Regions from separate parts of the Homo sapiens genome. Here region 1 is linked to region 2. Evidence: read pairs that join two places in POLR2A ChIA-PET (ENCODE). Cell type or tissue: Panc1. All regions are shown on one strand. Each heading gives the region's core, and the rest is flanking DNA. Links, peaks and the distances in the headings are about the cores only.

Region 1 (4,000 bases), core at 1-4,000, 810 kb after region 2:
ACTGGGGAAAAATCATATATTGATGAATTAGTGAAAGATTTTGCGCAGCACATAGCAGTGGACTTTGTGGAATCACTATGTGGCCAATTTGATTCTACTAGGAGGACGGCTGGTACAATTTTAGAGTTCTTGGTGACTAACCATTATCATGGTTATTTAAAAACAACAACAAATTAAAAAACAGTTAATTTTTGTTTTGCTATATAAATTAAACCTTGACTAGGATCTTCAAATTTATTGGTTGCTTTGTACTGCAAACTAGTTTACTTGATCACATTTATGGATAGATAAGTAATAATACCAGGCAGTTTATACCATGGTCAAATACACAGCAGAGAAAAGCCAATACTACTATAATCACAGATGAAAGAAATCCTGAAATCCTGTAGAATCTGGAGAAGACCTCACGGAAGTGGTGGGATTGAGTTTTACAGAAAGAGTAAGTGTATGTTTTAAACAGCAGAAATTATCTCAATCCTGGTGGCAACATCTGTTCTGGGGGTAAAGAAGAGAAGAGTTTCACCAAAATAGCAGGTCTCTGTGAAAGGAACTTATGGATGTCCATTTCAAAGAATAGAGAAAGGCCATATTATTAAAAGAAAAGGGCATTAAAATCAAACTGAAAGTCTGGGTTTCAATGTCAATGCTTTTTCAAAGTGTGGTCTCTACTCCAACAGCCTCATCCTCACCTGAAGCATGTTATATATGTAAATTATCAGGCCCCACTCCAGTCCCACTGGATCTGAAACGGTGGAATGGGGCTGAGCGAACTGTTTTAGTAAGCCCTCCAGGTGATTTTGATGCTCACTGGAGAACGATGCTCTAAATGATATGAAGCTGCAGATTTCTGAAAGGTATGTAAAGTGATGTTTCTGTAGGATTAAGGTGGCAACTGTGGTTTAGATTGGATAGAGAAGAGATTGGAGGCAGGAAAGTCTATTTTAAAACATAACATCTTAATCAGCATAACATATATATACTATCATACCTGCTGCTGAATTCCAAAGCTGTTCTTTGTCAGGGTTTTAGCATCTTCATTTTGTGCTACAACATATTATGTTGTGGCAATATACCTTAGTGAGCCTGCTTTAAATTATTTAACAATCAAGTAAATGCTTTCATTTTATTACAGTGAAAGCTAATTTAATGACTTTTAGCTAGTAACTAGTAGGAGGAAACTCCATCTTTGCACAAAAAACAATAAAAATCCAGCAACCTTATAAATATACATCAGATAGATGGGGGACCATTTTTAGGTCATGAATTTGCATTATTTAAGAGAGCTTTAACAGAGACTCTCCTTCCCTAGACATAATAGTTTCAAATAAACATGTGCGAACTTGCAGTACTATGGGTTGTTTACGAGAGAGGGAGTGGAGAAAACGGAGAGAGAGGACAGAGATAGTGGTTATTCTGAAGAGCGAATGAGAGAGTGGGGGAGCAGAAGAGTGACGAGAAGAAAATGAAAGAAGAAAAATGCAGCAAGAGTATAAAAATTATGTGCCTTAAAAATCAGATCCATCAGCCATTTGGTCTCAGTGGATTAGTAGAGTAGGGAAGCCATCTGCCTAGAAGCACTTGGTAATGAGCAACAGCTAGAACCGTCCAGTTGCAAAGAACTCATGCTTCTGTGCCTCAGGGCAAAAAATGACTGTAATGCTGCTGGATGGCCGCCCTTTAAGTGTTTTCTTAAGTTTGAAATCTTGGCACTTTTTATTTATCCATCTATAGAAAACCTGCTGTGTGAGAACCTCGCAGCAAATGTACTTATGGAACCCCATGTGTGAAGTGATATTGTTTACATAAGGCTTACACAATTTGAGAATAACGCAATTTGACAGAAGAGACAGGTTGATGAAATGTCTGTGGGTTTTTTTTTTTTTTTTTGGCATTATAGTTGAGTGGGTAGAACATAGCCATGGGAAAGCCGAGAGCTGGCCCCAGTTTCTGGCTCTGTTACTGACATCCTGTATGTTTCAGGGCAAGAGACATGGCTTCATCCCCATATCCGTTCTAGAGCTGGACGGGGGGCAGAGGGGTGCAAGGGATTGATTGTACATGGCTCCAGCACTTTTATCTTTTATAAGATGAGGAAAGTTATCCAACAGATAACTTCCAAGCCACATGTGCCACGGGCAGTCTCCCCTCAGGTTAGGATGTAAAAAGAGAGCCTGTCATCAAGACCAAAACTTGAATATTGTTAGTGTTGGAACTGCATGGAGCAGCTGGTCAGGGAAGTAGGGTGGAGGCCTGGGAGAGTGTGATAAGAAAGGTCATGCTTGGTGTGGAAATTGGTAGGACTCTGGAATAAGTGCCCAAAAGCATTAGGCAAGTTGCAAGGGCCTTCGGCTGGAGAAGAGACCCAGAATCAGAGCACACCCGTGAGTTACGGTAAAATCAAGGCAGTGGGACCAACCCTGGAGGTGGTTAAGGAGCGAGGAGGGCGTGGTAAGGGAGTAATGATCACATGTACCCAGGGTTCACTAAATGCCAGGTACAGATTCAGCACTTTGACTATATTAATTCATTTAATCATCACAAACCCTCATGAAGTAGTACTATTATAATCCCCATTTTACAGATGAGCAAACTGAGGCACACCAAGGTTAAGATGATAGCATTGGTAGTGGCTTAAAGGCTGAGCATTTGGGCTAGCTCCTGGCACTTCACAGGAATGGAAGAGGTGGGGTGAGGTAGATTTATGTGTGTAGATCAGAAATAAAGTTCCCAGTACACAGGTTAACTCTGTGGTCCAATCAGAAGGCTTCCTGCACACTTCCTGTAAGGGTGCTAGCCAAGTCCAGAATGTGAAAGACTTATAGTAGAGCAGTTTCTCACCTCTCCCGACTCAGAGAATAGCGGCTGCGTGAATCTGTTTTACCACTCCAGGCCGATCCTGCCACTGTGATGCTCTGCCAGGCCTGGGAGACAGGAGATTGGTGGCCTCTGCACCAGTTTGGGGAGAGTGGGCTCGGTAGCATTACAAAACCACAGACTTACACAAACTCTGTGTTTACCCAACAGAAAACGAAGTGGAAAGTTTGCAATTATGTAGCTTATTTGAACCAAGCAGTCATCCAAACCGGGTAATTTGACTCTCAGACATAAACCGGTTACAGTAGAGAAGGGTTGAAAATGTGTTTCTCTCTCTCTGACACACACACATACACACACACACACACACAAAGCTTTGTTTGAGTAAAATGCAATTTGAAAACCTCACTTGAGTAACATAGTTGTTGAGATTCTTTTAGCTAAACTGTACTTTCAGAAGAGTAAGGCAGTGTACAATTTTGAAGAATAACACTTTAATATATTGCCAAAGCTCACAATGCTTACGGTGATACTACAGGTGAATTCGTTTCTCTTTTCAGATAGAATATAACCTGCAAAGATCCTTGGAGCATTCATTTTTCTATTAATTACTTCTTTTGAAAAACACAAGTTGGGCCGGGCATGGTGGCTCACGCCTGTAATCCCAGGACTTTGGGAGGCCGAGGCGGGTGGATCACGAGGTCAGGAGTTTAAGACCAGCCTGGCCAAGATGGTGAAACCCCGTCTTTACTAAAAATTAAAAAAAAAAAAAAATTAGTTGGGTTTGGTGGTGGGCGTCTGTAATCCCAGCTACTCGGGAGGCTGAGGCAGAAAATTGCTTGAACCAGGGAGGCAGAGGTTGCAGTGAGCCGAGATTGTGCCACTGCACTCCGGCCTGGGCGACAGAGTGAGACTTCGTCTCAAAAAAAAAAACAAACACAAGTTGCTTTTCAAATGAATTTCTTATTAGTTTCCTCTTCCCTACATCTGAGCAAAAAAATTTCAGAATTTAAAAAGTAAAGTTAAATTTTAAAAGTACGTCAGACTTGGAATCTGGCCCTGGACCATCATGAACTATCTCATAAGCTTTGGTGAGTCAATGTCCTGAGTCGACTGGAGCCATTAAACCATGGAATTTTAGAACTGGAATGGAGACTTAATAATTACATAATTATAAGTAGAGGTT
Region 2 (13,386 bases), core at 5,729-9,728:
GGTGTCTTCTGGGTACACATGGCATCAGTACACAGGCTGTAATCATGCCTGACATGTAAGTTCAAGGCCAATGTGATTGAAGCAGAGTGAGCAAGGGGGAGAAGAATAGAGGAAGGGATCAGAGAACTAATAAGGTGTATGTGGTGTGTGCGTATGTTGGGGAAGGCTATCATGTGCGGTTTCATAGGTAACTGGAAAGAAACAGTTTTAGTCAAGTGAAGTGGAAAGCTGATGTTAATGTAAGATTTTGAGCACAGGAATAACACGATTTGACTTTTAGTTTAAAACATTCACTCTGGTTTATGTGAGAGCAATGTCAAAGAAAGGAGAACAATTAAGAGGCAATTGTAATAATATAGATGAGAGATGGGAGTGGCTTGAACCACAGCATTAGTGTAATATTATTTAGGTTTCCAATATGTAGTTTAGATTCTAGATATATTTGGAAGGTAGATTCAAGAGGATTTCCTAATAGATTAGACTTGAGATGTACCGTGGAATGAATTGTATCCCCCTAAAATTCACATGTGTCCTCCTAACCCCCAATGTGATGGCATGTGGACATAGGACATTTGGGAGATAGTTAGGGTTAGATGAGATCATGAAAATGCAGCCCTCATGGTGGGATTGGTGCCCTTCGAAGAAGAGACACTACAGAGCTTGATCTCTTTCTCTCTGACTGCCATGTGAGGACACTGTGTGAAGATGGCCTTGTGCAAGCCAGGAAGAGGGCCACCACCAGAACTCGACCATGCTGGCACCTTCATCTCAGACTTCCAGTCTCCAGATGTGCAAGAAGATAACTTTTTGTTGTTTAAGCCACCCAGTCTATGTTATCTTGTTATGGCAGTCCAGCCAACTAATATAGGGCATGAGAAAAGGGAGGAGACAAGGATAACTTCAGGGCTTTTGGTTGAGCAACTGGTAGGTTGTAGTCACCATTCAGTTAAGGCAGTGAAGACTGTAAGTAGAGCACACGTCAGAGGAAATGTTGGTAGTCAGCTTTGGGCATGTTAAATGTGAAATCTCTATCAGACATCCAAAGACATTGAGTAAATGACTGGATATACAAATCTGAAATTTTGATGTGAGATTGGAACTGGAAAATAATTACGGCCTTTTAAACTACAGTGGCCAATAGCAACCTACTCTTCAACTACAAAGTAGTTACACGGTATTATGATAGCTCAGTGTCTATGCTAATTTGAGTGAAATCATCAAAGTTGTGATCATATTGTAAGTCAGCTATGGGCCCACTTCCATCAACTTCTACTTAAATTCTGAATATCTGTTAAATGGGAAAATCTGCTTCTTATAATGACCTCCATTCTCCAGTTTGGATTTTTCTCCACATCAATTGGTATCAAAGAATGAACCATGATAAAAGGATATTTCCCTGCAATTAAGAGTTCTGGGCCCTATGGGATTAATTTGGATGAAAAACAGCACTCTGTCTCTCCTTTATAGGTGTTCTTGAGGGATAGTCAGAAGTTTGCATTCATAATTGTATACTAGTATCTTAGATCTACAGCTATCGGATTTGTCTTGTGTATAACAAATGTATGTCTTCACAGACAATGCCTTAAATGCTAGTTTACTACAATTGAATCAGTTTGCAAAAGTGAAACGTTGTCATTCACAAATATGGGAATAAAACTTACTGATGGATTTTTTCAGCTGATTTTTCTGAAGTGTACTTATTCACGTTACCAGCTTAAAGACGGTGCTTGTACTAAATTTAGTAGACTTGTGCTAATTCTTAGGTACCTTTAGCCTCATAGAATAACACAAGACAACAAACTCTAGTATAAAGTTTGTATTGCCAAAAATTTTGATTATCTACACAACGTAGGAGGTTTGAAATAAAATTATTTTCTAAATAATTAGGAGCTATATAAAATGTTCCTAGATAATAATAAAGAAACATCACTGTCCTGGATAGGAAAATAAGTAGGAAACTACAATTGCTTATTCATAAGACTAACGTCAGGAATCAAATGCTGAATTTGGTGGCACGCAAAGGCTGTTTGCCTCGAAACCAACCTAATATTTTAAGAAGAGCACTCTGAAAATCTTGTCATAAGCATGCTCAGTCTAAGGACTATAAGATTTTTCTGAATTTCAGTTTTTCTGTCTGCAAAATAAGACTTATAACACCATTTGTCCAGAAAGGTGGTAGTGAAAAATGTAGGTTGTGTTACAGAACCTGGTAAAAATAGTTCTCTAAAGTATCATGCAACTCCAAACTAAAGAGTTATTTTAGGCTGGGCGCAGTGGCTCACGCCTGTAATCCCAGCACTTTGGGAGGTCGAGGTGGGCAGATCACAAGCTCAGGAGATCAAGACCATCCTGGCCAACATGGTGAAACCCCGTCTCTACTAAAAATACAAAAATTAACTGGGCGTGGTGGTGCATGCCTGTTGTCCCAGCTACTCAGGAGGCTGAGGCAGGAGAATTGCTTGAACCCAGGAGGCAGAGGTTGCAGTGAGCCCAGATCGCGCCACTGCACTCCAGCCTGGGTGACAGAGTGAGACTCCATCTCAAAAAAAAAAAAAAGTTATTTTATTCATTATAATAAATATTGTATTTCCAAATATTAACTCTAATATTCAATAGAATAAACTGAATTCCTATATCAGGAAACTCAGATAAGTAGCCTGTCAATAATTCTACTCATGCATATAACACTTGTCTCTGTAAAACTTGATACTTATGCACGTAGACATCTAAGACATTCCTTTTAGCAATGTAAAAGTTGTTTTATGACCAACTCATTGGCCTTCACCCACCTGATTCTGCAGAGCATATATTTTAAGAGGAAGAGGCACAAGAATTTCAAAATATATAACCTTACTGAGCTAAATTCTGTGCTGACATGGAAACCTTTGACTATAATTATTCTAACAATAGCATCAGGTTACCAACTCCCTCACCAGGTGAAGTCAAAAGCTTCCCCTGAAAAGGCAAAGGTTTCTCAGTGAACACTAGGCAACGTGGTTCATAAAAATTCATTATATTGCCCTTCTTTTCCTGTAGTAAGACAGATGTAAAATCAGGAATTTTCCCAGTAGATCCTTCTCATAGCATTTAGAAAATGAACTTGGAAACACACACACACATAAACACACACACACACACACACACACACTGACAGAATGCATTGAACTCGATAAGAGAGTTGTAGGTAAAGCATGTGACATGCCACAGATAAAAGGTGCCATGCATTCAACAACAGCATCTTTTAATGCAAAGGATCACCATATGCACGTGCTAGGAACTTGCACTGCTCACATAGTTATGGGAAATGCGGGTGGAATGTCAAACATGTAGAGAATAGGCCTATAATTATTCCCGAAACTTCAGGAAATAAACATTCACTTTCAAGAAATTGTTTTCAGCTGCTTTAAAGCCAAGTGACAGCTAAATTACAGTTCAGGGAAGGAAAAGTTTCCATTTTCTAATTTGATGCATTTGGTTGCATCGTTCTACATTATCCAGAGTCAGGGCTGCCATATCCTGTCATGCTTCAAACCCTGGGCTGAAAGCTCCAGGCAGCTGAAAGAGCTGTCTGTCCAGACACACAGTGTGCTCAGTGTGCCATAAGGAAAGCGTTTGGGGACTTGGAGCAAGTCTTTTGGTTAACAATCCTCAGATTTCCACCAGTGCTTTTGACTGTACATGCTGCGGCTGCTCCTTCTGCATCTCCTTTGTGCCAGCCTGTGATGTGTTTATGGAAACTCTGCTGGCCTTGCCTGGAAACAGCCCCAAACCCATTCTTCTATGGTTTTCCTGGGAAAGAAGGATGGAAAGGTAGACAGAAGAGATGGTGGGAGTCAAAACAGAAAGTCTTAGGTGCTCACAAGTTGACCAGTAACTGTCAGGAAAATAAATAACGTGCCGATATCTGACAGTATAAGAAGAAAGAAAGGAAATTAAGTTTTTATTAAAAGAGATAACAGAAATGTTATCAGTCAGGCAGTTTCCTATTGCCTGCTGGGTCTAGTAATGAGGATTCCCAGTTCTGTAAAGGATAAGCTGTCAGAAAAGGCCTATGGATGCACAGTAAGAGTTTCATCGAAGCTTCATTCCACTGCAGATCTTACTCTTATGAAACATTTATTTAAAATACTCTAAACAATTAATATGAAAATTTAAAAAATTATATATACTTTGCTTAACTTGGGGCCTTCAGCTAGATTTTTCTGCTTTAAGTCCTAGAGCATGATGAATTAGAAACATGTATTCAAAAGGAAAAATATTTCATATAACAAATTTATACACAAAAGAATGAAGCTAAAAGTTCTGGCTGAGATTAATGTTTATTACAAGAAATTCAAAGTACTATTTCCCTGATTTCTTCTCATTAGGACTTATGTATCCATTTATTATGATATTGAGCAACTCAAAAAGAGAAAAACACATCAAAAAATTGAAAGTTATATTAAAGTTAAAAAAAAAAAGAAAAAAACCCTGACAATCTCTCCTATAAGATCAGTTCACGTTGCCTGTCAAAGTTTGCTAAACAATCAACTTGTTGAATTAGGCAATGTTTTCACCCCATATGATACCCACACCTCAAAAAGCTTTTATTTATTTTATTTTTATTTATTTATTATTTTTTTTGAGACTGAGTTTTGCTCCTGTTGCCCAGGTGTAGTGGCGTGACCTCATCTCACTGTAACCGCTGCCTCCTGGATTCAAGAGATTCTCCTGTCTCAGCCTCCTCAGTAGCTGGGATTACTGGCATGTGCCACTACGCCCAGCCAATTTTTTGTGTTTTTAGTAGAGACAGGGTTTCATTATGTTGGCCAGGCTGGTCTCGAACTCCTGACCTCAGGTCATCCACCTGCCTCAGCCTCCCAAAGTGCAGATTACAGGCGTGAGCCACTACACCCGGCCTCAAAACCCTTTTAAATGTTAAAAATTATGAATGGTCCAAATAATTGAGTATGGAACAAAAGAGAAGATGAAAGAGAGGCTTGATTCAAATGAGTTATACATCTTTATTAGCACAAATTAAAGTTCTTCATATGTACCAACTTCCTCCAGAACACTAAATTGGGAACAACAAACAAGTCCCAGAGAGCGTCTTTTCACACTTCCTAATCTTGGTTTGAACAGTTCCTGGGTTGCATTGAAAATTGATTTTGTTTTCTAAGTAGGTTTTCAAATTCAGATATTCTGAACAGTGGTTGACTGATTGCATGATTCATGGTGGCAAACCCTTCAGTGCTGGTGAAGTGGGAAGATCCGCAGATGTCAGGGCAGTCGGGGTACAAGTGTGGATACTCCAATTTTTAATTTAATGGGTTATTTTGGTGTGGAAATGGCTGAAGCTTGAGTGAGGAATGAGAGAAAATAATTATCTGAGGCATGAGAGCTGAGTAGAGTTGTTCTTGATTTTAAAGTTATTTTTGCAGAACCAAAAAACACACTACATATTCTTTTAAAAATTATTTCTAATTTCTGAATTTATTTTAAAAATTTTCAGAAAGGAATGCAACTTAAATAGCATTTGTATTGCCCTAAAAATCTTTGGGGGAACAAAAAATGATATAAATAAGCAAGTTTAGTTACTACTACATGTGTATTCTTTATTGACATATAGTACTTAAAATCCAGACTGTCCCAGAACATCTGCAGACCATTTTATACATTCCACAGGAAACCTTTGGGCACGAATTATTAAAATTTCTGAAGAAGGAGGTGAAATACAGAAAACTAAGATATTTAAATATGTCTCAAACAGGCCTTTGGTTAAAATGGCTCCATAATTTCACACTTAAACATATCACCTCTTTCTTTTCCAAAGACAGAGCAATGGCAGATAAAATCAATTAAGAGTAATTGAGCTCAAAAAAAACTATATAAACATCTACATGCACTAGAAGTGCAACAAAAACACAGACCAGTAATAAGCTGAAACTCAGAGCTTTCTGGTTCTTGGGGAGGTTGGCTAAAATCTTGGCTATTGAAAAGTTAACAGGGACTAGAAATGCCTAATCTAAGCTGGGAGGCACAATCCAGTCTTATTAATTGAAGCCAGGGACTCTCTTCAAACCCACCATGAAATGAGGCCAAAGAAAAGAGCTACTGACAACCAAGAAAATCAACAATGAGACCATCAATTTATTCCAAATAAAATTAATTTTAGAAAGCACTTTGACAGTCTTTAAAGTGAGGATACTTATGATGCTCATTTCATCTGTTTTCAAAGTGGAAAAGAAATTATAAAATAAGATGTGGAGAAATGAGGCATGAAAAATGTGAGCTATGTGAAAAAGCTTATTAGGAACCGTGAAAATAAAAAAAAAGAACTTAAAAAATCTTCTTAAGTTACAAAAAGGCTGAAATAAGCACAATTAGAGAATTAGTAAATTTTAAGAACTGGTGAATTCCCTCAAAAATGTATCATGAAGAGATGTAAAACAAAGAGCAGTTGAGAGCCAGAGGCACCGCCTTGCAAGTTCTCTGCATCATAGAAAAGTCGGGAACTACCGCCCCCAGAATCCCCTTTCCTCCATGATTTCAGGTTAATATTCACTGGTGAATGGCATTCACATGAAAATGTGGGGTGGAAGGGATGGGTAGGCATTATTCTCCTGAGACATTTGCACCCAGACATACGGACAGACATGAGATTCACATCAGCTTTCCCGGGAGCTCTTGAGGACCACCTGCTTCAGAACTTCAGGCTGAGATTATCAGGGGTGGCTCTTTTGATCTTCACCTCCCCAGTTCTTCACATGTAAGCCCCTAATGGTTATATTAAAACCACTTATACCCAGAGTGCAGAGAGAGCTTCTGTGTTCCTGAGCAAATACTGAATACATGCAGTTTGCATATGATAGTTATTTTATTATTTATTTTATTATATCCTCTCTTAGCCTTTTAAAAGATGAGAAAAAAAAGGCATACAGAATTAGCTGCTCCACATCACAATAAATAATCAGGGATTGATCCCTCAAGCCTATGCTGATCCTGATTAAATAGGAGTGTGTTGGGAAGAATGCTGAAGCTGTATGGGCACAGTGAGAACCAAGGTCATAATCTCCTGGCAATATTACTGACAATGCGTGGGTACAGGGCAGGGAGTGGTCATAAATGTATTTGTCAGTTGCATACTAAAATATCAAGGGAATAATAAAATGACAGCCCTGTTTTGGCCCTCTGTGACCCAGGTCTGTACACTAGAAAGTTACACTTGCATTGGGCAATTGTTTGGCCCTCTGCACAAATCAGGATCAAAACATAGTCTCTCATATGTTAAACATTATAAATTAACTACATCATGTTTCTTCTTTCACATTTTTAGACGTCTCCTAATCATTTTACTGCCCATTTAATACCTATAAACAGTAATCTTTCTAAAGGTTTTTATATTAACATATTCCTTTCTGGGCTTACTCAGACAAAACACCGGCTTTACTAAAAGCCCTTGGTCACTCAGTAAAATGTTATCATTCATCCCATGGTGCTGTGTAACCTTGCAGAGAAGCCTGCCTCATACATAAGATCAATAATAATTGTGATGTACCCTGTATGGGCAAGATTTGGTACTTCCTTTATGAAAGACTGAAAGACAGAAAAAAGAATAGTGTTACTGTTACTGGGCACATTTATTCTCGTTTTACAAGCACTATGCAATTTAATTTGGATTCAACTTCCCTATTCTATAATCTGCACTTCTTTCCGAATGCCAATAGGAAGGAAATGGCAAATCAGAAGAGTCTAGTAAGTGCGCATTTTAAACATAAGGCAGGAATTTTAGATCTACCATGTGTCAGATCTTTGTTCTTGGTTCATCAGGCCACAATTCATGCCAAATCATTTATCTTATTTTTATTTCAAGACTACAATTGATACACTATGAAGTGTAGCAGTTAGAGAAAATGATTAATAGGTCTCTTTAGCTGTTGATAAATGGTTGAGAACATAAAAATGGAACAAAAGAAACAACAACTATAGATTATAGAAATAGTGATCCTGATGTAGAATTGAAGTCTTTCATCTATTTCTGGGAAAGAGGGCAATAATCTAATGAGAATATTTCTCTATTTTCCCACTCTGAACTCCTTATTTACAAGTAGACATATTCTTAATTTGCTTTTTGATAATGTAAATCAGTACTATATTTTAGACTATGTTTTAGAAACTTTAAAAACTTCTTTCTATACGTGTCTAATTTGAGGCTGCCGGGTGATTTGGTTCAGCTAGGATGTGAGTTTTACTCAGTTCTCATTTCAAAAGCAGAACGTTCGGGCCACTATTTGTCAGGTGATTATGCTCTGCTTATGTTCATTCAGGTGGTCACTGAATTGCCTGCAATCTGCACCATTAATCAAGTTGCCTACTTGGTTGTTAAGGGAACTGAAAACCCCCGCTCAGCTATTTTTTCCAATCTGGTGTTTTTCATGGTTTCACCACTTTATCATGTTAGTTACTGAATTTCCCTATTTTGCATTCACTTGTTCACTCACATTAGAAAAATACATCAGTGTATGTATTTTAGTCTGCATAGAAATCTGGCAATGCCTTTTAAGTCGACCCTGATAAAAAGAATACTAAGAAAATTTTCATAGCAAGAGATGTAGCTGGTCTCCAAAAGATAGATTTAATTTACTAGCATGGGAAATAATAACAGAATCATTTTCTATTTACCAATCAAAACTATGTCCATGTATTTCCACTGTCATTATCTACTTTATATTTAGTGGAAATACTTAAGCAAATATTAATAATCAGTATAATATTCCTGAGGACTCTGACTCTGTCTTTAGAGATGAAATTAAGGAGAGAGCTGAGCAATTACCAAATGGGTTTTATCCACAAAGACAAGTCCTAGAAAAGCCTTGCTAAAGCGATGCCTTGCCCTCAATTTAAAAAATCTTTTCTGTAATCCATTTCACCCTGTTTTAAAAAATATTAATTAACTAATCCAACAAATATTTAATGGGCACTGATTTTGCTATAGGCTTTGGGGTATTTAAAAGATGAGAATACCCTCAGGAAGTTCTAGAAATGGGGAGTCCCCATAAGTTCGATCTCATACCCTCTCTTTAACCCCTGTCCACTTAATAAGTTTCAATATGGTGCCCCAGTATATCAGATGAAAAGAATTATAGCATTGAAAGTGTAATAACTATGTGAAAAATGGATGAAATAAGCTATATTAATTATGAAACACATTCATGATGTCTTCAACTAAGTCTAAAAAATGTGTACATTTTTCAAGATAGAAAAATAAATTCACAGTTTATGACTACAAGCTTTAGGAGAGATGGGTCACTATGCCATCCAATATGTATGTATTGTATCACATCCTAAGCTGTTTCTCCCTGTATATTCTAGTGAAGCAGAGAAGCTAAACAGCCATGACAAGTACAAGGACAGGTTATCACATGTGCACATAGGAAGGGCAACTAGCCAGCAACACGTCTATCAGAGATTCTTTATTTCAGCAGGAATGTCCTCTGAATTATCACCTGTTTTTCCTAATAAAGAGACTAGGTCCCTAGAAGGTGACAGTGGCAAGAGATAAACTGTAGGTGTTCATTTACTGAATGTTTTCTCATTATACGTTTGTTTATTGGACATACATTCAGTAATCTCTCAGGTGCCAGGTTTTGCATCAGCATCTGTGATGTTACTATGTCTTCTAGAAAGAAAATAAAAATCCCAGAAAGAGCTTCAGATTCATTATCTTGTCCTCTACCCAGTGAGCTATCCAAAGTTTTGTAACTTTTGTTTAAAAAAGCCTTATGTCTGCTGGGAGTGAGTTTTCCAAATTTTCTGTGGGGAAAACCTTCCCATTATGAAAATTATTCTTCAAAGAAATTAAACTAGTTCTTTCTGTCTTGCAAGCCATTGTTAAAGAAATAAAGAAAACTCTAAGCCTAAGGCAAGCCCTAGATAACACCTAAAAATAGAGATTTTTTTGGCAAAAATAGAGATGTTTTTGGCATATTTAGAAGAAATTACAGAGAATATACTTCTTTGATCACCTTTCTTTGTTTCTACAGTGTTGGAAACTTGTAGAAACAAAAACCTACTTGAAAAACAAAACCTGTAAATGAGTTATTTCACTTAAAGGAAATGCAATTTTACCTAAAAGGAGTCTTTTTTTTTCCTTTCAGTGTAAGGCAAGAGTAATTTAATTTAGGAGGCTGTTAACCTCCAATGTAACAGATACATAAATCATATTAAAACCACCTTGGAATTTGTAGTGAGCAATGAAATAGATCCCAAGACCAATAAAAGAACTCAGCTAAGTGACTTATCTAAAATGTACACCAGGTAGCAAAGAAGAGGATTCAGGTTTAATTTAAAAGCAAATATCCAGTTTCCTTTTCCTATTTTTCTATATTTTCCTCTTCACTAAGATATAGTTTCAAAGTAATATTCTTGTTCTTTTTCATTATGCTTTCTTTCCTTTTATTTTTTCTTTCTCTTTTTCAGGCTGAGTTTGATGTAAGTTTGGAAGCTACTAAAAAGGGCTTAGGTCCATTTAAAAATTAAAACCAACTCTGCTTCTCAATTGTTTGATTAAAAATTTTGCCTGATTTAAGTTCACAAAATACTAATAGTATTTTTTGTATGATTATATTATACCAATTGTGTCATCTCAAATTAAAATTTTAAAATGCTATTTTAACATTTCATATAAAAGGAAATAAATTTAAGATTTGGAAACTTGACCAGAATACATGTAATACACATAATAAGAAATTATTCCTTGCAAGTCAAGGTGACATTCTGCCCCTAAAAAATTTTAAATAATTTACTTCATGTGAAAATAATGTAAAGAGTATACATTCCATAAGATACAGAGTAATCAAATACTGCATAACTTTGGTATCTCTCTTTCTCTCTTGATTTTTGCTATGTATCACTAGTAACGATATGTTTGTCAATGGAGCAAAATAAGTTTTAGGAATGATAGTACTAAATTAACATAGCCACTGGACATCTGCTTTTTATAATCTTGATGTCCTACATTATTAAGTTATCAATCTCTGAAATACAGTACTGTTGTCTGTTGCTAACAAAAAGAATATTGTACCAGAAAAGGGAGCATTAAACTATCCCAATAATTGGCATTTCAATAGCCAAAAAAATGCCTCTTGAATTTGCTTCTTACAGGTCTGAACATACTATAGTCTGGCATGAATTGACCCAGGAGTATCCTTGCAGTGTTGAGGTCTCTTCTGTTTACAAAATCTAAAACTGTAGAAAAAGAGCCAACTGGCTTGAAGGGGCAGCCATTGCTTCTATAGCTATGTCTTTGTGTCTTTATTCAGTCTTAATGCCTTTACAGAAAATAGTCCAATTTGGGACCTACAACTACAATAGTCCAATATGGGGCCTACAACTAGTTCCTGACCTCAGTCAAAGCAAATAAAATGTGTTTATTTACCAAAAAGACTTTTACTACTTGTATAAAATGCCCCCTTTGGGAAATAGGTACTGGGTAGATTGTTGAAAGTGAAGATGAATTAGTTTACTTTGGGACAGAATGTAGAGAATAAGATATGATGGCATATATTAGCCTTGGTAAAATCCCAGAGGAAAAGGACACAAAGAAGGGAGTGAAGCAGGAAGGCAGGGAAAGCAATAACAGGGATGGAACTATTATCTACCTGGCCACCCTGATAATAGTTACAGCTGATCACTGGAACATAACGGAGGTTCTGAGAGGCCACAAAACTATTGTGCCTCATGACAGTCTGTCTGTGGGAAAAGAGGAAAAGAACGTACATGTTGGTTTATTTTCATTCACTATTTATCGCTATATCCATATACTTCTCAATTTGTCACGAACTGCTGTAGTGTAGCTAGCATCCTCAGGGCTCTAGTTTGGCCAACATGCAGATGCAGGGACCAACACTGTGTGTGTGTGTGTGTGTGTGTGTGTGTGTGTGTGTGTGTGTGTGTGTGGTGGGAGTGGAGAGCAGTCTAAACCTGGATCCACATCTGCAAAAACAAGCACATGTCATTGCTAGGGCTGTGCCAGAAAGCCAAGCAAATGTGTTCATCTGTGGTCATGCGGAAATATACCCTGTACAAAGAATAAGTCTAGTTTGAGAAAGCTGATTACCTCAGGAAAGGTTAGTTACTTCCTCCCCTGTGTTTCTACAGCACCTAATATACACCAATATTAGTAATTTGAGCCCATTATATCATAACTATTTATGTGTGTGTGTGTCTGTCTGTAAAAGATGGTTAACTCCTTAAGTAGGGTAACCTTATTTCTGGGTTTGTACTCGATTCACTACAGTTTAGTTAACATTGGATAATTATTTTAATTCCTTCTTTTACTTTCAAAGTGTCTTTGTTTGGGTAATGAATTACAGGATCACTGTACTCATAAGATATAGTCATGTTTTATTCAATATTGAAAGTACATTCATGCCTAGTATAACATCTACATCATAAGATGTGTTTAATAAGAGTTTATAACCTTTTGAAAATGGAAATAGTGATAAGATTGAAGAATTTGAATAATTTAGAATGTTAAAAAGAGAAAATAGAGATATTGACAATATTTGCTAAATTTAAAAAATAATTGCTTTCATAGAATTTATTGGATAGAATGCAAAGATATTAAAATTTAAACACATCTGGTATGATTTTAATATTTGCTTACTGAGAGAATTACAAGAGGGAAATAATATTAGTTGATAAATAAGCAATAATAGCTACAGTGGTTGTCCTGTGCCAGACACTAGGCACTTTACATGGATCATTTCATTTCTGGCAGACATTGCTAATGCCTACCCAATTAATAGTCTGTTCTTTCCTAACAGGCCACTGATTTTGTTTGGGGCGGAAATGTGTCCAAACAAAAATCCCTTTAATGTTCTAGCCTCCACTGCAGCAAGTGGTAGCCATGAGACACTGTAATAGCTTCTGAGATGCAGTGGGAATCCAGCAAAAAGATTTCTGAAAAAGGTTTTGCTTCCTTAAAACAGGTAGATACTGGTTCCTTCTTGTCTTTCCTGCATAAAATGTTGATAATAGACTTTCAGGAGGAACAGCAACCTTGCAACCATAAATGTGAAAATCACACATGAGTACATGCTACAGTCTTGGGCTGCCAAATTCTAGGCTTCTTCTTATGTGTGAGAAAGAAATCCCTAACTCTTCAAGCCAATGTTAATTGCATTTTCTGTTGTCTACACCATTTCCAAAAGATACATTATTTACTTTTTATAATATCACTATGGAGTATTAGGTTGAATCATATGAAATACTGATCTATGAAAATGGCAATTGAATTAATTCATTTTTCATAATTAATTTAACAAATATTTATCACACATCTACCATGGGCCAGGAACTAGCACATGCTAGCAAACTAGAAAAAGTCACCCTTATTTTAAAATG

The links. ChIA-PET counts read pairs that join two places held together with the same protein. Peaks named below come from ENCODE experiments on the same cell type or tissue, not always from the same donor. Only the 100,000 strongest peaks of a DNase experiment are listed, where the experiment ranks them.
Region 1: POLR2A ChIA-PET joins it to region 2 with 6 read pairs; 1 of 35 experiments calls an interaction of 5 or more read pairs at or near these places.

What each region holds. Positions count from the first base shown.
Region 1 is chr5:124,840,675-124,844,674 of GRCh38, forward strand. No RefSeq gene overlaps it. Among named protein-coding and RNA genes, the nearest start is that of ZNF608, 96 kb to the left of the region's middle. In Panc1, for the core only: no CTCF peak of the experiment used is centred there; no DNase peak of the experiment used is centred there; H3K27ac peaks cover 444 bases.
Region 2 is chr5:124,026,811-124,040,196 of GRCh38, forward strand. No RefSeq gene overlaps it. Among named protein-coding and RNA genes, the nearest start is that of LINC01170, 410 kb to the right of the region's middle. RefSeq lists an enhancer at 8,479-8,528. In Panc1, for the core only: no CTCF peak of the experiment used is centred there; no DNase peak of the experiment used is centred there; H3K27ac peaks cover 458 bases.